4 separate regions of the Homo sapiens genome follow, and regions 2, 3 and 4 are each linked to region 1. Evidence: chromatin contacts called from ENCODE Hi-C data. All regions are on one chromosome and are shown on one strand. Each heading gives the region's core, a stretch centred on a gene start or an enhancer-like site at or near the end of the contact. The rest is flanking DNA. Distances are from core to core; before and after follow the strand shown. Region 1 holds the start of FBXO31 (F-box protein 31). Region 2 overlaps COTL1 (coactosin like F-actin binding protein 1). Region 3 holds the start of ANKRD11 (ankyrin repeat domain containing 11). Region 4 holds the start of MEAK7 (MTOR associated protein MEAK7).

The links. Hi-C counts contacts between places; a loop is a spot of excess contacts on that map. Pooled maps may share reads with other maps.
Region 2: a loop to region 1 is called in a map with no recorded cell type, with 7 times the contacts of the local background. The contact joins the enhancer-like site here to the promoter of FBXO31 in region 1. A Hi-C loop is called at or near these places in 2 of 37 single-sample maps with no recorded cell type and 6 of 50 pooled maps.
Region 3: a map of B cell shows a loop between it and region 1 (15-fold over the local background). The contact joins the promoter of ANKRD11 here to the promoter of FBXO31 in region 1. A Hi-C loop is called at or near these places in 2 of 168 maps with a recorded cell type or tissue (B cell and naive thymus-derived CD4-positive, alpha-beta T cell) and 6 of 50 pooled maps.
Region 4: a pooled map shows a loop between it and region 1 (13-fold over the local background). The contact joins the promoter of MEAK7 here to the promoter of FBXO31 in region 1. A Hi-C loop is called at or near these places in 2 of 37 single-sample maps with no recorded cell type and 8 of 50 pooled maps.

Annotation. Positions count from the first base shown.
Region 1 is chr16:87,379,967-87,385,344 of GRCh38, forward strand. It overlaps FBXO31 (F-box protein 31), which reads right to left and starts at 3,810. Exons shown (of 9, transcript NM_024735.5): 1 at 3,439-3,810. The coding sequence starts at 3,778. It overlaps TRM-CAT6-1 (tRNA-Met (anticodon CAT) 6-1), which reads right to left and starts at 4,128; the gene lies at 4,056-4,128. LOC124903747 (a long non-coding RNA gene) reads left to right here and starts at 3,967. Exons shown (of 2, transcript XR_007065168.1): 1 at 3,967-4,230. RefSeq lists silencers at 3,166-3,405, 3,546-4,205 and enhancers at 3,613-4,266, 4,267-4,918.
Region 2 is chr16:84,590,452-84,595,625 of GRCh38, forward strand. All of the region lies in intron 2 of COTL1 (coactosin like F-actin binding protein 1), which reads right to left. Among named protein-coding and RNA genes, the nearest start is that of COTL1, 25 kb to the right of the region's middle. RefSeq lists enhancers at 1-375, 3,441-3,740. Within about 2 kb of position 3,925, at least 18 of the 41 ENCODE cell types and tissues checked have a DNase peak (open chromatin) inside an H3K27ac peak, as active enhancers do.
Region 3 is chr16:89,486,642-89,492,220 of GRCh38, forward strand. It overlaps ANKRD11 (ankyrin repeat domain containing 11), which reads right to left and starts at 3,920. Exons shown (of 13, transcript NM_013275.6): 1 at 3,604-3,920. It overlaps LOC101930112 (a long non-coding RNA gene), which reads left to right and starts at 4,329. Exons shown (of 2, transcript XR_933895.4): 1 at 4,329-4,745. RefSeq lists enhancers at 607-1,107, 1,108-1,608, 1,387-1,656, 2,466-2,979, 2,980-3,494 and 1 more and silencers at 2,776-2,845, 2,886-2,995, 3,076-3,125, 3,700-4,179, 4,380-4,469 and 1 more.
Region 4 is chr16:84,502,094-84,507,771 of GRCh38, forward strand. It overlaps MEAK7 (MTOR associated protein MEAK7), which reads right to left and starts at 2,566. Exons shown (of 8, transcript NM_020947.4): 1 at 2,508-2,566. LOC124903736 (a long non-coding RNA gene) reads left to right here and starts at 2,709. Exons shown (of 2, transcript XR_007065149.1): 1 at 2,709-2,842; 2 at 5,253-5,586. RefSeq lists enhancers at 1,976-2,476, 2,597-3,544, 2,907-3,026, 5,154-5,654 and silencers at 2,307-2,356, 4,542-4,661, 4,645-4,881.

The sequences.
Region 1 (5,378 bases), core at 2,560-5,059:
CAGCCTGGGCAAGAGAGCGAGACTCCGCTCCAAAAGAAAAAAAAAAAAAAAGGCCTGCCGCGGTGGCTCACGCCTGTAATCCCAGCACTTTGGGAGGCCGAGGCAGGCAGATCACAAGGTGAGGATATCAAGACCATTCTGGCCAACACGGTGAAACCCCGTCTCTACTAAAAATACAAAAATTAGCCGGGCATAGTGGCGGGCGCCTGTAGTCCCAGCTACTTAAGAGGCTGAGGCAGGAGAATTGCTTGAACTCAGGAGGCAGAGGCTGTAGTGAGCCAAGAATGCACCACTGCACTCCAGCCTGGTGACAGAGCGAGACTCCGTCTCAAAAAAAAAAAAAAAAAAAGACAAAGGAACCAAAAGCAAATATGACAAATGATTTAAGTCCTTTATTGGGGATGGCCGGAAATATGCCTGGTTCATCATTTTTGTTTTTCATGGGTTTTTTTTGCGAAAGGGTCTCACTCTGTCACCCGGACTGGAGTGCAGTAGCATGTTCACAGCTCACTGCAGCCTCGACCGCCTCAGGGTCAGGTGATCCTCCCACCTCAGCCTTCCACAGGCACGCACCACCATGACTGGCTAACTTTTGTATTTTTTGTAGAGATGGGTTTTACCATGTTGCCGAGGCTGGTCTTGAACTCCTGGGCTCAAGTGATCTGCCAGCCTTGGCCTGCCAAAGTGTGTTTTTAATGTCTCAAAATGAGAATTCTCACGTTAGCAGGTCACTTGGGTGAACAAGATGCTTTCATTCTACATCACGGTGTCTGGTGTCCCAGGACAGCTGCGCTGAGAACCGCAGCAGTGGGAAAGAAAGGATTGAAGGGTCCTATATCTGTCCCCAGTCGCTTTCTACATCTCCATCAGGACTTTTCACATTTCTGTTAGTAATTCTAAGAATTTATTCTGAGTTGTAATTCCGGTTGTTCTATTCTACAGTATACCTTTGAATTTTTGATTACACAAAAAACCTTGTTATCCCTCTGCTGAGCCATATATACCTTACGGTTTCCCAAACAAACCCCCCAGAGGTCACCACACAGGTCTGGCCGCCTAATGGAGAAACTTCAAAGCACAACGACACATCCTTGGGGAATCTGAGTCTTACAGCTACACAAAGTGCAAACCAGAGCAAATGGGTAGACTTCACAGGGAAAGAGAAAGTGGAACTGCCTTTGTCTCAATCTTAAAATGTAAAAAGAACTTCACTTTCCATGTACATGACAAAAATCTTGTATTACTAATACTCAGTTCTCACAATTTGTAAGACAAAAATAGACACTCTAAGAGAAAAAGACAAAAATAGACATCTTAAGAGAAAAAAGACCAAAAAAAGCCACAAATAAGGAATTCGCAAAAAGGCACAATAAAAATAGCCAAGAATCATCAACACCCACTAGCTACCATTTAGGGGAGAGGGCTTCACAGGCATCACCTACCTCATTCACCCTCCAAGCACCTCCGGGAGCAGCACTTCCCACTCATGCTCCCAACAGGACTTGGGAAGGTGAAGCAGCTTGTCCAGGATCTCACAGCAGATAAACACGAGCCTGGGCTGGGGCCCAAGTCAGCTGACTCCAAATCAGGGGCCTCGACCATTAAGCAACAAAAATAATTTATGACGAACTCTGTCCGGGAGGACTTGGAGAAAGGGTTCTTCTCATGCAGACCTCCTTGGGGTGCAAACTCAAAGAGCCCGACAACAGGCTGCAAAGGTTTCATCAACATGCAGTCCTACAAATCCACAATCCCACTTGAGGAACTGCACCCTACCAGCCAGCGTGGGGGCTCGCGCCTGTAATCCCAACACTTTGGGAGGCCGAGGCGGGTGAATCACAAGGTCAGGAGTTCCAGAGCATCCTGGCCAACATAGTGAAACCCCCGTCTCTACTAAAAATACAAAAATTAGCCGGGCACGGTGGCACGCATCTGTAGTCCCAGCTACTTGGAGGCTGATGCGGGAGAATCACTTGAACCTGGGAGACGGAGGTTGCAGTGAGCCAAGACCGCGCCACTGCACTCCACAGCCTGGGTGACAGAGTGAGACTCCGTCTCAAAAAAAAAAAAGAAGGAAGTGCATCCCACCGAGACAATCTCAGAAGTTCCCAAGGATACATGTCAATCTCCTAAATTTCTATAAAATGCACAAAGCAGTCTTCAAAGCACTGTTTATGCATGGAAAAAATGCAGACTTCAAAGCTTATCAGTGAGGGACGAGTCTGTGCTACATGCAGGGAGTGAAATACTATGTAGCATTGTTTACACTACACTGTCTCTAAGAGAATATATATTGCATTATATCCTTTAGGGAAGAAGGTACACACGACTCAGAGGTTTTTTAAAATGTTAAGAGTGGTTTATTTTTGACTGCTGGGGTCTCTGATGGTATTTACTTTGTTCCTTTTGCTGTTCTGCATCGCTTGGATGTTTTCTAACCTGTCCTTTTTACCTAAATATGAGCTGCTTGAACATCAAAGAGCTGTCAACCTTTAAACAGAGAGAGCCTTGAACTCCAGATTAAATAAACATCTCCTCCTGTGATCTGTTACATCCAATATTGCTGAAGGCAAAAGTCCAGCCCGCACCGCTGTGATCCATCCGTCTCTCTACGCCCCCACCATCAGGAGCCCCCGACACTGGGCTTCCCCTACTCCCGTAATTTTTTTTGTTGCTGTTGTTTGAGACCAAGTCGCACTCTGTCGCCTAGGGTGGAGTGCAATGGCCCAGATGTTGGCTCAGTGCAACCTCCGCCTCCCGGGTTCAAGCCATTCTTCTGCCTCACCCTCCCGAGTAGCTGGGATTACAGGCGCCCGCTACCACGCCCGGCTAATTTTTGTATTTTTGTAAGTAGAGACGGGGTTTTACCATCTTCACCAGGCTGGTCTCGAACTCCTGACCTCAGGTGACCCGCCCGCCTCGGCCTCCCTAAGTGCTGAGATTACAGGCGTGAAACCGCGCCCGGCCTGCTCCCATTTCTTCAAGTTCACCTCGTCTCTGGTCAGGGCCAGCGGGGCACCCTCGGCTCGCCTTCAAGACAGGGGCAGAGGAGGCGGCCCCCAGGCGTCAGCTTAGGCCCCGCGCAGACCTCGAGGGATCCCAGCCCCAGCTCCCGGCACGGCCTCGGCCCCGTGGTGTCCCGTGCCCCGCGTCAGGGCCTCTTCGATGCCTCCCTGACGCCCTCAACCCCTCCCTACCCCGTCTGCCTCTCTTGGACCCCTCGGACCCTCCCTAACCGCCTCAAATACCTCCCTGGCCCCCTCAACGTGGTGTCACCGCGGCCGCTCCCCACCCACACCCAAAACACCACATCGCCGGGCCCCGCGCCCAACTGGTGGCCCCCGGCCGGGGCCACCGCCCCCGCCACTCCCAGCTCCGAGGCCTCCACCTGGCAGGGACCCCCCGCCCCTCCCGGCCCCGCCACCCCCGCGCGCTCACCCTCACGGCAACGCCTCCTCCAGATGGTGTCGGTGTGGAGGATGCGCCGGAACTTCGTGCAGACCTGGGCCAAGCTGGGTAGGTCCGTGCCCGGCAGCGACGCGAAGATCTCCACCAGCAGCTCGGGCGGCAGCTCCAGCAGCGAGCAGCGCGGGGGCGGCGGCGAGGGGCCCGCGCACAAGCCGCCCCCGACCCCGGCGCTAGCCTCGATGCGCTCCTCCTCGGGGTCTGTGTCCGGCTCGCTGTCGGCCGCCGCCGTCTCGGCCGGGCCCCGGCGCTGCTGGCGGCGCCGACATCCGCGCGACGGGCCCACGCCGCAAAGGCGAGCACACACCGCCATGCCGCCCAGTGACGGCCACTGCTGCCGCCTGTGCGCACGCTCCAGCGCGGCCCCGCCCCGCCAGCGCCGAGCCACGCCCCCGCCGCAGAGCTCGCCACGCCCCCTGGAGAGCCTAGCCCCGCCCCTACGTAGAGCTCCGCCCCGGCCGCGCCACCCCCTCCCCGCGGGGCGGCGACCTCAGAGACCCCGCACTGCTGCCCTCCCCTCCAGCGTGAGGGCGCCGCCCGTGACGGGCATGAGAAAAGAAAGTGGTGATGCCGAGTGCAAAACGTTAGACTGCCCCGTGTGAGGCTCGAACTCACGACCTTCAGATTATGAGACTGACGCGCTGCCTACTGCGCTAACGAGGCTGCTCGGCGACCACTTCGCGCCGCGGCTTTTGTGGAGATAGGGGTCGCCCCTCGCGCCCGTGCGTCCCGCTTCCGGCGCCCGAAACTGTGCCGCGCCGGCCGGTGAGTAGAAAGATGCGCCTTACAGCCTCCAAATACAGAGGCAGCAGCCAGAACCCCAAAGGGCGCCTAGAAGCCCTTTTGTCCATTGAAACAACGCGCGTTCCATCGTCTCCGCCTTATGGTAACCAAAAGGCCCGAGCTGCGGAGCTCTGCAGGGACCTTCGGGGATCCCGAGCTCCCTGCGGAAGCCCCGGGGAGGGCTTGGAGGGGCGGCGGCCGGCGCGGCCCAAGAGATCCGGGGATGCGCGCCCGGTCTGGAAAGGGAGGCCCTGCCATGCGGCGCCGCCCAAAGGGCGCCTGTTCCTGCAGCTGCTGGGAGCCGCGCACGCCTGCTCCAGCTGGGCTCCGCCGAGGCCGCTGAGCGGGGTCGTCTCCCAGGTCCGCGGGTGGTGACCGCGAAGGCGTCCTCTCACCTGAGCAGCCGCGCACGTCGCCGTGGGCTCGCCTCGGACCCCATCTCTTGGAGGCCCAGGCGGGAGTATCAATCGAGGCCAGGAGCTCGAGACCGGCCTGGGCAATACAGCGAGACCCTGTCTACAAAACAAAATTTTAGAAAGAGAAGCTGAGACGGGAGGATCGCTTGATCCCAGGAGGCCGAGGCTGTAGTGACCCGTGATGGTGCCACTGCACTTCAGCCTGGGCAACACAGCGTGACCCTGTCTCCAAAACAAACAAAAAACAAAAATAGCCACAAATGGCTGGGCGCGGTGGCTCACGTCTGTAATCCCAGCACTTTGGGAGGCGGAGAAGGGTGCATCACCTGAGGTCAGGAGTTTGAGACCCGCCTGACCAACATGGTGAAACCCTGTCTCTTCAAACAAACAAACAAACAAACCACACAGGCCAGGCGCAGTGGCTCACGCCTGTAATTCTAGCACTTTGGGAGGCCGAGGCGGGTAGATCGGTTAAGCCCAGGAGTCGGAGACCAGCCTACCCACATAGTGAGACGCCCCCATCTCTACAAATAATTTAAAAAATTAGGCCGGGCGCGGTGGCTCACGCCTGTAATCCCAGCACTTTGGGAGGCCGAGGCGGGCAGATCATGAGGTCAGGAGATTGAGACCATCCTGGCTAACACGGTGAAACCCCGTCTCTACTAAAAATACAAAAAATTAGCCAGGTGTGGTGGCAGGTGCCTGTAGTCCCAG
Region 2 (5,174 bases), core at 2,675-5,174, 2.8 Mb before region 1:
GAATCCTGGCAACAGTGCTGCAGGCTTCATGCCCATTTCACAGATGGGAAATGGAGATTCAGAGAAGTCACATGGCACTTTCAAGGTTGTGAGGGAATTCAAGGTCATGCTGGGATTTAAACCCAGGCCTTTCTGGCTGCAACGCCTACAGCCTTCCTACAATCAAGGCTCAAAGTCTGGGTGGGCCCATTGCACAGATGTGGGTGCCGCCAGCAGTGCCAGGGCCCAGCCAAAAAAAATTTAAAAATAAAAATTTAAAAAGGCTCAAATTATGGATCTTATTTAGGGACCAGAAATTCATCCTCTTTGTAGACCAGAAATTCATCAACTCTTTTTGCCTCAATCTTTGCAGTTTGGAATGAGACTCTACACTGTAGAGAGACAGGAGGGGCAAGGGGGGTGCTGGGTATGAAGAGGAAACAAAGAAAATGGCTCTTAATTTGGCCCGGGATATGGCTCCGAGGATATTTCACTTATGACTAGGGCAATTAGGTCAACAATGAATTCTGAACACATTTCCATTGGCTGTGTTATGCTTGTTCTATCTTATATAGTCATTTTTATTAAAATGGCTTTGAGGGCTATTTTGTTCCATTGATCCACATTAAGTTTTATTTCAATGCCACACTGTTTTTATTATCATGACTTTAAAATTTGTTTCACAATCCACTATGCTAAGTTCCCCCACCCTCCACTGCTCTGTATTATCAAAATATCATTTGATATTCTGGAATTTTTTTTTTTTTTTTTGAGACAGAGTCTCGCTCTGTCGCCCAGGCTGAAGTGCAGTGGCGCGATCTCGACTCACTGCAAGCTTGGCCTCTAGGGTTCACACCATTCTCCTGCCTCAGCCTCCCGAGTAGCTGGGACTACAGGCGCCCACCACCACACCTGGCTAATTTTTTGTATTTTTAGTAGAGATGGGGTTTCACTGTGTTAGCCAGGATGAATCTTGATCTCCTGACCTTGTATTCCACCCGCCTCAGCCTCCCAAAGTGCTGGGATTACAGGCGTGAGCCACCGCGCCCAGCCTGATTTTTTGAATTTTTAAAGTGATGTGTGTATTGGCCAGGTATGGTGGCTCACCCCTGTAATCCCAGCACTTTGGGAGGCAAAGGTGGGAGGATCACTTCAGCCCAAGAGCTTGAGACCAACCTGGGCAACATGGAGAAATCACCTCTCTAAAAAAAAAAAAAAAAAAAAAAAAAAAAAAACCAAAAAATTAGCTGGGCACGGTGGCAGGCACCTGTAGTCCCAGCTACCAGGGAGGCTAAGGTGGGAGGATCACTTGAGCCCAGGAGGTTGAGACTGCAGTTGAGTAGAGATTACGCCACTGTACTCCAGCCTGGGTGGCCAACTGAGACCCTGTCTCAAATAAAATAAAATAAAATAAAATAAAATAAAATAAAATAAAATAAAATAAAATAAAAATATGTGCGTGCATGTGTATGTGTGCATTGCATGTGTGTGCGTGTGCATGCGGGTGCATGTGTACCCCACTAGGATAAACCAAAATTGTTCAACATCAGCTCAACTGGCATCTGGGGCCAGATCATTCTCTCTGGTAGGAACCATCCCGTAAATTGCAGGGTGCTGAGCAGCACCCCTCACCTGGCCCCACCAGTTATGACAAACAAAAATGCCTCCATACATTGCAGATGTCCTCCAAAGGGGGCAGAACACCCCCAGTTGAGAACCTCTGCTGTAAACCGTTGGTGTCCCCATTTAATTGGGACCCCTTTTGTGTTTTCCAACAAAGTTCTGTGCCTCTTGAGGGGATCACATATCCTTATTCAGCTTACTTCACAAACAGTTCATATTTTAACTGCCATTATCACCAAGATCTCATTACAATTCCTAAGTGGTGGTTGCTGGCACATAGGGATGCCACTGGTTTGGAGTCATTCACCTTGTATTAGCCACTTGCATAAACTGATGCTCTCTCAGGGCGTTTAGTTGCTGGTGTGAGGGTTTCTCAGGCACCTAATGATATCGTAGAGCGATATGTTTGCTTCTCAAACATTGTGTGGATTTGAATCACTGGGGAAATCTTAAACGCAGCTTCTGATTAAACAGCTCTGGGGTCTACGCTTCTAAGAAGCTTCCCAGTGATGCTGATGCTACTGGTCAAAGGATCACACTGAGTTAAAAAAAAAAAAAAAAATCAATCTGCGTTTCTTCCTAGAATCTAAGTACGTCCCTGCAGAGTCCCGCACGAAGCATGTAGGTTAGCACCAAGACCCAAGGACACAAACCACCTGTCTACAGGAGATACTGGCCTGCAGCTGACAAGCTCACTTCCTGGTGATTATCTCAAAACCGGAGGGGGTAACCAGCACGTTCGCCTTCAACAAGAAGCCGGGTGGTCTAACGGGTCATCCATTTGTCCCCGGGAGCTAAGGAACACGCAGCTCTCAGCAGACCATGAATGCGTGATCCTAGCTGCAGTCCAGGGTCAGGGACTCCACAACACTTACTTCTTAAAGGAAACTGATCGTCATCACCACTCACATTGGCACACCACTTTTCAGTTTACAAAACATGCTTCTATTTCATCTCATTTGGTCTTTGTAACAACGCTGGGAGGCAGATGAGGTAGAGACGTCATGGCCACTTTCATCATCAACATCCAAATCACCTTCATTGATAAGGGCTGGAGGCTCAGAGGCCACGTGATGTGGCCAGACTCTCAACACGAGGCCAGAGCCAAGGGCCTGGACACCTTGGGTGTGTGTGCTCAGCCCCCTTTCTCCAGGGAAATGCCCCACCAGGCCATGGCTATCTGGGGGTCAGTAGGTAACAACGCAGCAGGGATAGAAGGAAGGATGGTCTCAGGGACACTGCGCAGGTGAATCCACAGGGCCTGGTGACCAACTGGATGTGAGAAGGTGAGGACAGAGGAGTCCAGGGCACAGGAGACCCCGAGGGGTGAGGGCCCCACCTCCCATGCCCCGGGGACTGTGCCTGAATTCCCAAACATCAGCCTGGGCTGCCTCACCTGTAAAACACGTTCTTTTCTTTATTGAGATAAAAGTCACATAACAAAATTCACCATTTTAACCACTTTTTTTTTTTTTGAGAAGGGAGTCTCGCTCCGTCGCCCAGGCTGGAGTGCAGTGGCGCGATCTCGGCTCACTGCAAGCTCCGCCTCCCGGGTTCACACCATTCTCCTGCCTCAGCCCCCCGAGTAGCTGGGACTACAGGCGCCCGCCACCACGCCCGGCTAATTTTTTGTATTTTTAGTAGAGACGGGGTTTCACCGTGGTCTTGATCTCCTGACCTCGTGATCCGCCCACCTCGGCCTCCCAAAGTGCTGGGATTACAAGCGTGAGCCACCGCGCCCGGCCATTTTAACCACTTTAAAGCATCCAATTCAGTGGCTTTAAGGACACTCACAATGTTGTGCCATCATCGCTACTATCTAATTTCACCACTCCAACGAGAACTCCCGTCCTCAAGAACAGTCACTCCCCATTCTCCACCCCATTCCCCCAGGCCCTGGCAGCCACTCTTCCACTTTCTGTCTCTATGGATTGGCCTGTGCTGGACATTTCATTGAAATGGACTCATATGCTATGTGGCCTCTGCGGTCTGGCTTTCACTCAGCGTCACATCTCCAAGGATCATCCCTGCTGCCGCATGTGCGGGTCACCACTTCATTCCTTTTATGGCTGAACAGCACTCCATTGCATGGAGAGAGCACATTTTGCTTATCAGTGCATCAGTTGATAGACATTTGGGATCCTTCCAAAATGGGGTGATTTCACGCCTCCCTTATCAGTTGACCATGATGACTGAAAGTGAAAGCTACAAAACCCACCTAGCCCATCAGGGTGGAACCTCCAACCTAAAGCTCCTGACACAGGGCGGGGCTGCCAGGTGGCCACAGCGCACAGGAAACGAGACTGGTGCAAGAGATGGCAGTTCCTCACTTGTAAGGTGCAAAGTGCGCAGCCACAGGCGGCTGGTGCAGACTTGGAGTGTGGGGGAGCAGCGCTTTAGCTCGAGAGCATTTCTCAGCAGTCCCCGTGGTGTCTGGGAAGCCAGGGCTCTGTTTTGAGGAGTGTCGTCAGAGCATCAACACCAAAGTGCTTAATTAAATGGCAGCCTTGACCTGAGGGGGAGGAGGGGCTGAACATCCGCCTCCGACTGCATTTCACAAGCAAAAGAACACGGTGAGTGTGTTTCCATGGTAACCGCTCTCGGGTTCCCATTTCCACATTGGTCAGCCCGGACTTGGATCCAAACTACCCATCCCTGGCCCAAGCCTCCATGGAGGTAAGTTACCAGCCCTGCTTTGGGCCAACGCAGTTTTTGGGGACCTCAACCATGTGTTCAGCCCATGGCCAAGGCTTCGGGCTGAGCCAGCTCTCCCAGCCTCTCTCTCTTCTCAGTGTCGCCCCCTCCCACGGCTCTGGCTGGCTCCTCTGCGGAGCTCCATGGCTTTTCCAGCGTCTGCCCTCTCTGCTGGCTGCCAAGTGCCTCCACATGCCGGCCATGCTCTGCGCACCTCCAACCCTCCACATCCACCCTTCCCCTCTTTCAGACCTCCCCAGGTCTACCTTGGGCAACACCCTTTGCCCCCGGAGGGTCACAGATTCTTGTTGAAGAACCACAGGCATTGTCCCTGTGTCCCAAGTACCAGCCCAGGGCCTGGCACAAGATAGATGTACAATAAGTAAGTTACACCCACAACCCCAAGGACACTGGGAACCTTCCAGAACCACAGCCTGATGTCATTTAAATGATCGTGGGGGAGCGGGGTAAAGAGGGACGTGGTTTGCTAGGTGACTGCTGCGTGCTTATCCGACAATGGTTTGGTCAACAAGATTGCTGACAGGCCTGTTTTTGAAAATCCGAGTCACGTTATGCTTACAAATGTTTGCTGCTAGAGATCTGGCACGACAGTGACGGGTCAGCTGAGTCGGAGACGGAAAACCTGTTGGTCTGCGCACCGTTTTTGCAGCTGCCCGGCAGACTGGAGGCCTCTCCCCAACCCTGCTCACCCTGAAGGAGGTTCTCGGTCCCTTTTGACCTCACACTGGGCAGTGGAAGGGGAATCGCTAGTTCTTCATCCCTGGTTTAGTTACTTTCCCTCTTCTGAACAAATTGGGTCCACAAACCCCAGTGGCAGTCACAGCCCCACATCAGCAGTGGGGAGCCCTAGGCTCCCT
Region 3 (5,579 bases), core at 2,670-5,169, 2.1 Mb after region 1:
GGGGCAGGGTCAAGAATGGGGCATGGTATCAGAGTTAGGCCACAGTCACCATTTGGGACGTTATCATAAAAATAACATTTGAGGCCAGGCATGGTGGCTCACGTCTATAATCCCAGCACTTTGGGAGGCCGAGGCAGGTGGATCACTTGAGGTCAGGAGTTTGAAACCAGCCTGGCCAACATGGTGAAACTCCAGTCTCTACTAACAATAAAAAAAAATTAGCCGTGTTTGGTAGGAGGTGTCTGTAATCCCAGCTACTTGGGAGGCTGAGGCAGGAGAATTGCTTAAACCCAGGAGGTGGAGGTTGCAGTGAGTCGAGATCATGCCACTGCACTCCAGCCTGGGCAACAAAGCGAGACTCCGTCTCAAAAAAAAAAAAAAGAAAAAAACAATTTCAAATTAAGAGAACACACACTGAAAACATTTCAAAATTTCAAGACAATAACTTTTATTTGAATTCATTCCATTTTTCTATAAAGTTTATCAAACGGGCCACACTGAATTCCCACAGAGCACTGACTACACAAGAGTCACAAACTGACGCAGCCACCAGACAAGGGATGCACCATCATTTTCACCGATTAACTACAAATACCTTGCTATTAAGAGACACTCACCCATTACACTTACGATTTGAGGATGAAGGGAGTTACACAGAGTAATGGACAGATCAAAACACTTATTTTGGCAACAAAATGCAGATTATTTTCTGAGCCAGCATTTACTGATACTCTCTAATTATGTTATTTAATTGATGATGGGCTCTCTGCCCATATGCAAAATAAGACTCCTCTTATATTTGATGAAGCATAACCTTTCTATGTCAAATCTACTTAAAAAGGCACAAAAAGAGGCCGGGCGCGGTGGCTCACGCCTGTAATCCCAGCACTTTGGGAGGCCAAGGCAGGTGGATCACAAGGTTAGGAGTTCAAGACCAGCGTGGCCAACATGGTGAAACCCCATCTCTACTAAAAATACAAAAATTAGCCAGGCGTGGCGGTGGGCGCCTGTAATCCCAGCTACTCGGGAGGCTGAGGCAGAGAACTGCTTGAACCCCAGGAGACGGAGGTTGCAATGAGCCAAGATTGCGCCACTGCACTCCAGCCTGGGCGACAGAGCGAGACTCCAAAAAAATAAAAATAAAATAAAATAAAAAGGGGCACAAAAACTTCTTGGAAAAATACTGTCCAACACAAACAGCATAGTTTCCTTCACTCTATTTGTAGGGAGTTCTACTTGCCACCGTATCAACACTGTAATTACCGCTAACATGGCAGCCGCTCGTCATCAACAGCCCATCTGGGAGGGTGTGATGGCACTGCTGGTATGGGGTGCCCAGCATGGCCAGTCCGGAGAAAAGCATCTGGCGGTGGCAATGCAAGTCAGAAGGCTGACGCAAATGAGAGCTGCAAAAGAGGAACTCAGGTTTTAAAGGTGACACCTTTAAAAACAAAATTCTGGTAAATTGTGTTATGTATATTTTACTACAGCAAAAATAGAACAGAAGAAAAAAACTGCTGAAAGTTTCAAGTTTAGGTCAAATTTAGCACTATCTTGTGGGGAACTTTTCAACAAACTTAAGAGGCATCACGAAGAACAGAGAAAACGTCACAGCAACTTGGTCTTTGTTCCCTCCCATCCAGTTCCATTCAGATGGCCAGCCTATCGAAGGAGATCCTGCTCTTCGGGGAGAAACTACAGAAAGAGGAGAACAACAGCTGAATGGAGGGTAGGGGAGGCCACACCAACTATACGAGATCCAATGCAAGGGTCACAATGAAGGCTGAGCAAGACATCCGCCCCCCCCCCTTTTTTTCTAGTTTAACTACAGTTGCAGAGTAAAATCAGAGGACTTCTGTAATCATTCTCTAACAGAACTCGAAGTCTTCCAGGGCAGCCAATACTTACTAAGAGAAATCAAGGTCTCAGAGAAACCAAAGAAACAGCCTCAGGGTCTCCGATTTTGAACGTTATGCCATAGACTAGGTCTGCACACAACAAAAACAGTAACTGTTTCGATGGCACTTTTTCCACAGGTAATATCATCTTATATGTTTGGCTAAGTCTCAACATCCCAAAAAGGATCAAAAGATTCTCTAAGTTTTGCAGTTCAACAACTGTGCACACTTTTATTTCTCATTTCAAGTGTTAAGGATATTGCTCTAATGACTGCATAAAACTCTCTCCTCATGTAAGAAAGCCTGAAATCTAATTTCTCTACCATAAAACCCTGTTCTTGCAAAAGGATACAAAACTACTCATAATCTACAAAAACGATGAATCCTAAGCATGTTACATAGAAGGAAAACAGTTTCAAAGCATAGGGAGCTGTTAGACCAGCTTCATCTTCCCAAGCCTCTTCCAAAACTTCTTGGAAGCTGATATATAACACTAACCTTCCAAAAACACAACAGAAGCAGAAAATCTTAATGGGGCACCAGGAAAAGAGCAAGCCTCGAGAAAAATCAAGACTCCCCCCGACCAACCTTCCCAAATAACACAAACACAAGAGTTAACAGTACAATCCCTCTTTGAGAGGGGACTGAATCAATGTGGCAGGGCCAACCCTACACACACACACACACGCGCGCGCGCGCGCGCGCGCACACACATACACCACACACACAGCTACCGCCCTGCCAGGGGATGATGAAATGAGGAACGGAAATTAACATTTCAGGCAACGTCTCACATTGTTCCTTGAGGCCAAGGGCTGCTGTTGCAGCCGCCACCGCCACCGCTTTCCTCCCAGCCACCCCCCACACCCGCCCGCCTACCCTCCCCCTAACACCCCCCACACGGCTGCCCGCATTCCTGCCCCTCCTCGGCCTACGCGCGCCTCCTGCAACCCCGACGCCCCCAGGTCCCCAGTTCGCCCTCCCCCTCCGGCTCGGAGCCCGAGAGCCGCCTGCTCTCATTTCAAAACAGCGATAATAATAGGGACGCTGAGAATAACAACTACGACCAGCACGGCGAAGGCGCCCCTCTCGCGGGTCAGAGGTCGGCGCCCCAGCTCCGCAGAACCCGGCGCCCGGCCAGCGCCCCCTGGCAGCCCCTCCCGGCAGCCTCAGGTCCCCAAGACCTGCAGGCCCGCCCCGAAGCCCCCCGTCCGCCCCTCACGGCCGCTCCGAGCCCCCGAGGCCCGCCCCGGAGCCCCCTGTCCGCCTCTCACGGCCGCCCCGGGCCCCCACGGCCCCCAGGCCCGCCCCGGAGCCCCCAATCGGCCCCTCAGAGCCGCCGCGGGCCCCCGGCCACCCAGGCCCGCCCGGAGCCCCCGTCCGCCCCTTACGGCCGACCCAAGCTCCGCCGACCTCCCAGGCCCCCCCCGGAGCCCCCTATGGGCCCCTCACGGCCACCCCGGGCCCCCAAAGACCCCCGGCTGCCCCGAACCCGGACCCGTAGGCCCGCTCCGGGACCCATTATTGGTCCCTCACGATCGCCCCGGGCCCCCAAAGACCCCCGCCCACCCGGCCCCGACCCCCCAGGCCCGCCCGGAGGCCCGCGGCGCAGCTCCGTCGCCGGGGAAGGCCTGCAGGCCGCAAGGCCGCGCGAATGCCCCGTGCCCGCCCCGACCACCGCCCCCAGACCAGCGGCGCCTCTCACCGTGCTCCGAGGGCTGCGCGGCTCCGCGACGGCTCAGCGGCGGGGCGCGGGCGCTGCCCATGCAGCCCGCGGCCGCGTTTCCCGGGCCGCGCGGCCCGAGCGGCAAGGCGGCGGCGGCGGCGGCGCGGGCTCGGGCCCGGCAGAGCTGCGAGGGACGGCGGGAGGCGAGCCCGCCCCTCGGGCGCGCCCACGGCTCGGGCGAGAGCCGCGGCTCCCGGTGCGGACGCTACTGATGGGGCGTCTGGCCGCGGGCTCGGCGGCGGCGCCTCCCCGGCTGGGGCCCTCGGTCCATCGCGCACCGTCTCAGGGCGGCCTCTGGCTCCAGGACCCAGCGGCGGCTGCGGCGGGAGCCGGCCGCATGAGACGCTCCCGCCCATTGGCCCGCCGTATCCGCCACCGCCATTGGCCCGCCCCGGCCGGCCGCAGGGGCTGTGCACGTCACAGCGCCGTGAGTTAGTGCGCTAATGGAGTGAAGGAGAGAGGCGGGATTGACAGCCTCTCTGGCGGTCCGGAGGCGGGACTAGGAGGACGTCCCGGTAACGATTGGGCAGGGTCCTGCGTAAGGGCGCATGCGACACTGGAAGTAGCGAGCAACTGGATTGGCTGCCTCCGTCGCAAAGGAGGGTGGGTCTTGCATTCTCGGGCCTGACGATTGGTCTTTCCAAGTGCCGGAAGCAACAGGGATGTCGTCTGGAAACAAAATCTGGTATTGAAGCGCAGGGAGACAAAACGTCCACCTCTAGAGCCGAGGCGGCGGTTGCCTGTCGCGTGCCCGTGGTCTTCTGCCTGCCCCCGGACATCTCGGGCCACGTCCGGCCCGGCCTCCGGCCGCGCTGCCCTAACGGGCGTCACGGGGCATGAAGAGCTCTGGGCGGCTGCGAGGGGAGGGTACCGGGGCAGCGGGGCGGTCGCTCGGGGCTCCCGCGCGGTGACTCTTGCTCTGCCGTCGAAGAGAACGGCCCTCGGGCGCGTCGCGGCCGCGGCTCCAGAGCCCCTGGGCCTCGCGCTCTGAGAGCCTGAGCCGCTTGAGGAGGCCAAGCGCCCACGAACCGCATTCCCTGCCTTGCTAGTTAGTTCTCCAACACGCGAAAAAGGTAGACGAGGACTGGTTTTCTTTGCAGCTAAAATGAATCAAGCCTCTGGTAAGTGTGGATCCTGTTCTAAGTGCACCTGTGTTCTCCTCCAGAACTAAACCAAAAAGCAAGGTGAACAAAATCGGTGCTCCTTCAGTTTCTTCTTTAGTTCTGCATGTTACTGGGGACTAAGACAACGGGTAAGCAAACTATTTATAGGCCTCAATTTACGAAATAACGGAATTGCAAAGTCCGGAGTGGATAGGACCGTGAGGACGGTCTTTTTTCTTGGGCAACACGCATTATGGTCGAGAGATCAGTTGTTAAACCGCCCCTGTTCAAATCCCAGCCCTACCAGTGACTAGCGGTCACCCTGTAGGCTTTGTCTCTCAGATCTTCAGTTTCTTGGTGGGTAAAATGGGAACTACAAGTAGCACCTATTCTTTTTTTTTTTTTTTTTTGAGTCAGGGTCTCACTCTGTCGCCCATGCTGGAGTGCAGTGCTAACTGCAGCCTCAGCTTCCCGGGCTCAGAGGATCCTCCCACCTTAGCCTACTAAGTAGGTGGGACCACAGTCAGGCATCACCACACCCGGCTAATTTTTTAAATTTTCGTAGAGATAGGCTCTCTGTGTGTTTCCCAGGCTGGTCTTGAAATCCTGGACTCAAGCGACCCTCCCTCCTCAGCTTCCCAAAGTGCTGGGATTAGAGGCATGAGCCACGGTGCGGGCCAGGAGCACCTATTTCATAGGCCCATCGGGAAGATTAAATGAAGGGGCTGTGGAGGCTGTAGCACGGTGCTTGGCACGTATGTGAGCTCTGGGGAAACATTAGTTATGCTATAACTGGACCTTCAGCCTTCTCTAGGCAGCCAGATTTCGGGCTCCACCCACAACTAGTCACGC
Region 4 (5,678 bases), core at 1,316-3,815, 2.9 Mb before region 1:
AGATCATGCCATTGCACTCCAGCCTGGGCAACAAGAGTGAAACTCGGTCTCAAAAAAAAAAAAGACAATGCACGCTGGTGCTGGTGCTGACAGCGCACATCAAGGTTGCTTGTACCAGTGGAGCTCGACTGGAGCAGTTTCGTCCCCCAGGGGCATTTGGCAATGACTGGAAAAGTGTGTGGTTGCCACAACTGGGGGAGGGGAGTGCCGTTGGCATCTAGCAGGCAGAGGCCAGGGATACTGCTAAAAATCCTACAGTGCACAGGATGGCCTTACGACGAGGAAGTGTCCGTCCCAGACATCGGTAGGGCTGAAGGTGAGAAAACCTGGCTTCTGAGGATGTAGGGCAGCGGAACAAAATGGAAGCGGAACTTGATACAAGGGAACCCACAGAAGTCTCGAGGCCAATGTAGGGTTGTGTTATGCACAGCTTTGCAGAGAAGAGGCCACCCCATGTACCCAGGTGTACTGTGAAAGTCCCATGACACCGAGAAAACTTGCCAGGGACTGAAAGCTTTCCATCATCAAGCCTATAATCCCAGAACTTTGGGAGGATCATTTGAGGCCAGGAGTTTGAGACCAGCCTGGGCAACATAGTGAGACTTCGTCTCTGCCAAAAATACAAACCTCAGCCGGGTGTGGTGGCGTGTGACTATAGTTCCAGCTATTCAGGAGGCTGAGGTGGGAAGATCGCTTGAACCAGGAGGCAGAGGTCGCAGTGAGCCAAGATCACAACAGTGCACTCCAGCCTGGGTGACAGAGCAAGACTCTGTCTCATAAAAACACAAACAAAAGTTCCAGCAGCCCATAATAAGTGACCAAGATGTTTTGCTTGACCAGACTTTAGTCAGGCTCCTGGGCCCATCTGTGTACCTCTTTGTAAAATCTGGTTTTAGCAAAACAAAAAACAAACAAACAAAAAAACCCACAAAACCACTCATCCTTGATATTTGATCACCATTATCTGTTCACTTGCTATCTAACCAGGTTTAATGCTTAGGTTAGGGATATCCAATCTTTCAGTTTCCCTGGGCCACACTGGAAGAACTGTCTTGGGCCACACATAAAACCCACTAACAATAACTGATAAGTGCATATATCTACATATATGGTAAAAAAAAAATCTCATGTTTTAAGAAAGCTTATGAATTTGTGTTGGATGTCATTCAAAGCCGCCTTAGGCCACATATGGCCCACGGGTTGGACGAGCTTGCCCTAGGTGATGTCTGATCACCCTGGCCTGCCTTCAGTAACAAACTGCTAGGTAAGCTTACCCAGAATCCACCCTAGCGCCCTGATGTTTCCTCAGTCATCTTCCATCCACTGATCCCCACCCTGCTTCCTGGCTTCCCACTTGCCCATGCTATAATCAGAGTTGAGCCCAATCTCTCTCCTTTACTACAAAATCCCATTGCTGTGGTCCCTATACCCATTGCAATGGTCTTCAATAATTAATGTGCTTTTAATAAGCATCATTAATTAATTTCTTTAACATAAGGTTGAGAAGATTAAATAAGGTAACCCAGGGCATTTGATCTGCTTACTGGAGGTCAGAGACAGAATAATGGGCCCAAGACAACAGAGAATGGCTCCTTGGGATCTTGTCTTAGAACAAGAGAAACTGCCCTGCTTGGAAGAAACGGAAGGTTGCTCTGCCTCCGTGATGGAGGGGTGGACAGGGACCGATTGTCTGCAGGATGGCCCCCAAGGTTCCCACTAGTATCCTAGGAATGGCTTAGTCACCTCCTGCTCAGAGCTTCTCCAACAGGCTGTTACATGGCTGCTTCCCACCCTGGCTGCCAAGCTCCAACTCTCTACTCCAAGGGCCCCGCATCCCTAGAGCCACACAAGGGTCCCTCCGTACCCCCACAAGCTGGGGAGATTCCAACTGCCTCATCTGGACAGGCTTCGAAGTCCTGTCTGTGTCTCAGAGCCCAGAGGCCCTTGTGCGAAGGGGCAGCTTGAGCCTGGGCAAGAAGTTCCTGTGGGCCAGAAGGTGACCTGTCCTGTGCTGGCCACCTACATGGCCTGGGAACAGTTATCAGCTCACTGTCCTGGAAAAGCCCAGATGGGTGTGGTCAGAATACAAGAAGGAAAACCCCCTCCACACACACTTCAGTGTCTACCCCAGACTCGCCTCCTCCGTGGAGGCACCCCTCCCTTTCCGCGTCTACACAGGCTCTGAATCCCCCTTCAACACGGCTGGCCTTGGCCCTGGGGGAAGCACCTCGCCACCCTCTTACCTTGACCACATAAACAGCGGGAGGTGCAGGATGATTCTGATCCCCCCCAGGAGACCCTCCCTCCATCCCGCCCCGCTGTCCCCACCCCTCACCTCCCCGCAGCCTTCACCTCTCCCTCCCCCGACCCGAGGGCCTGAAGAGGCGTGGGAGGCCAGGGAGGGGCAGGGCCCAGGCCTACTCTGGACCCGTCTGCTCCAGTCCCCCGACTCAGCTGGGCCTGCGCCTCTGGGTCAGCTCACTGCGAACCTCAGCCCAGGTACCTACCCTGCCGGGCTTCCTGGTGCTGTCCGGTCCGGTCCAGCAGCCCACGGGCTCCTCTCGAGAGCCGCCCCTTCCCTGTTGCCAGGCAACATTGCTGAGGGGCAGTCATTTGGTCCAATCGTGGAAGCGGAGGTGTGGGGCGGAACCCAAGAGAGGAGTCAGCCAATGGTGACGCGCCTCACAGGGAGTGAGCCGAACCCGGTGGGTGCGGCTCGGGGCGGGGCCGCGGTCTGCGGGAGGAGCGGCTGCAGGCCCGGGAATCCGGCCCGGCTGCGTGCGTACCAAGGAGGCGCCTGGAGAGGGCGGCCAATGACTCAGGCCAGGCCAGGCCAGCAGTGGTACCTGGGGAGAAGGGGTGTCTGGGCTGGGCGCTGGAGCGGAGTAGCCAGGGTGTGGGAGATCCTGGGGGAGAGGCTGAGCTTGGGGGTGAAGACACCCGGGGGAGGAGAGTGGCCCATGTGGAGCCCATGCAGAGGCCTCTGCAGTGCAGCCTCCTGGGCCCCAGGCAACTCTCCCCTGACTCCCCGGCCTGCTGGTCCTGGCCTAGAGCCTCGGGTCCGCCTCCCCTCGGGCCTCCCTCTGCCAGCTGCCCCTGCCTCGCTCTTCCCTGGCACCAGGTCCTTCCCGGCAGCCATCAGGCGCCAGCTCCACAGCCTGGCTAAACAGACTCCCTCCACCCCACGTGCGCCTCTTCAGCCGGTTCCCGTTCACTCCAAGACGTCTGAACCTGTCACCCCACTTCTTCAGCTCGTTCCTTCTCAAACCCACCGAAACCTGGTCCCGGGGGCCTGCTCACTACATCCGAGGTGCGCTTTGGGTCCTCGCAGGCAGCATTTGGCGCTTGGTGATCGTGCTCTCATCAGACCTCTCTCTTGGGCACCCCGGCGCCCATTCCTGGCCCTGGCTCGCTCGCTGTCCCTGGTGGTCTTCCCTGGGCCCTTCTGGCTTCTGCCCTGGAGTTTCTCGACTTCTCCCTACTCTCTCCACCCCACGCATCCTCCCTGGGGTCCACCTTCCTGCAGATTCAGCTCCCGCATGTCCATGGTACCAGTTCTCTCCCCTGCACGGCCTGCTGGTTTTCCAGCCTGGAAAACCGTGACTTCGCCCGCCAACGTCCGCTTGAGTTGGTCTCGAACTCCTGACCTCAGGTGATCTGCCTGCCTCGGCCTCCCACAGTGCTAGAATTGTAGGGGTTAGCCACTGCACCCGGCTGGTCACCTCTTATTCTTTAAGCTGGAACAAAAATAGAAGGCTTTCTGCCTGAGGGCAGCAGGCCTGGCTGGTGACAGTGCACAAGGTAGGGCCCCTCACCAAGACATTGCTCTGAGATCCAAGGCCAATGTCCCAGGAGAAGCAGCTCCACAAACTAACGCATCTACAGCCAGGGTACCCCCAGCTGTGGATGCCAATGACACGAGTAGCCCCAGCTCTTCACCTCGGCTTCTTAGAGTAGGTGCCTGTCACCTGCAGCCAGGGCTCCTGATGCCCAAGACACACGGGCCTTTAGACATGAAGGACTAGACCCTGTTTCCAGCCTTCACACCCCTGTACTTCCTGCACACATCAACCAGGTGTGTCTTTTTCAGTGCCATCCGAGGTAGTGGCATTTTTGACATAGCAACAGTTTTTTGTAGGCTGAGGCACACCAAGGGTGGACAGCAATGGTGGCCTCTCAGGTGCAGGTACTGGGGGGTCCGCAGGAGCAAACCGGAGCCGATGTGTCAGCCTGGGCAACATAGTGAGACTCCATCTCTACAAAAAATGAAAAGCTTGGCCGGGCGTGGTATGGCACACCCGTAGTCCCAGCTACTCAGGGAGCCGAGGCAGGAGGATCGCTTGAGCCTCAGAGGGCGAGACTGCAGTGAGCCGTGATTGCACCACTGCACTCCAGCCTGGGCAGGAAAGTGAGATCTTGTTATTAAAACGGTGAAACAAAATCCCCCAGAAAACCACAGAAGCAAATGCGGAGCGGCGCCGTTTGAGAGCTACCGAAGTGGCGCCACCTCGTGGCCATACCCTCCAGAAACAGCCTACACTCCAATCTGCCCACCTGCCTGGTTGGAAAGTTTCTGTTTTTGATGGAGTTTCACTCTTGTTGCCCAGGCTGGAGTGCAATGGCGCAATCTCGGCTCACTGCAGCCTCCACCTCCCAGGTTCAAGCAATTCTCCTGCCTCAGCCTCCCGAGTAGCTGGGATTACAGGCATAGGCCACCACACCCAGTTAATTTTTATATTTTTAGTAGAGACGGGGTTTCACCACGTTGGCCAGGCTGGTCTCGAACTCCTGACCTTAGGTAATCCACCCACCTCGGCCTCCCAAAATGCTGGGATTACAGGCATGAGCCACCGCCCCTGGTATTCTCAATTTTTTTAAATAAGAGATTTATATTGCTTGACATTTTGCATATAAAGTGAGACTCTTTTAAAAATATACATCATGCTATTTCAACAAGCTGGTGCTCCCGGGGATGTCCATGGGCTGTCCAACTGCCCCCGGGGCACCAGCTTCTGTTTTTTATGCTGACTTTGGGCACTGAACTCTCCTTGGCTCCCAGAGGTCCTGACCAGGCTGGTCCTGCCATCCACAGCGGTGCCTCTGCTAGCGACATCCCTGCCCAATTTTCCATGTCCAGCTTTGACACCTCCACAGAAAGGCTGAGCCACCACCGGGCCCCCATTGTGGCTGAGCATCCACTCTCTCTTCCCCATGTGCTCCTTGCCCCCGACTCCCCATCTCTGGAACCCAAGTTTGGGCTGCATGGACCACCTTCTGGGCCAGGCTGTTAGGAGGCCACCACCAAGCAGCAAACGCAGGAGCAGCCGTGCCCTGAGGAGGCACCACCAGCAGCCTCCAGCAGCACTCGGTGAGGCGGGCAACGATCCATCTGTGCCGCCAGCATGGAGCCGGAAGCCACGGCTGACTTGTGCAGTAGAGGAAGTCGAGTTCATTTTATTGAATTTATTCTCATTTTCAGTTTGAATGGCCACATGTGGCAGGCAGTTATTCTATTGTGCAGTGCTTGCCGGACCACATGCAACAATTCAAAATTGAAAATCAAAAATAAATGTACGGCTCACCCACTAGGATAGCTAACGTTTTTGTTTTGTTTTTGAGACAGGATCTTGCTCTATCACCCAGTCTGGAGTGCAGTGATGCAATCACGGCTCAGCTCA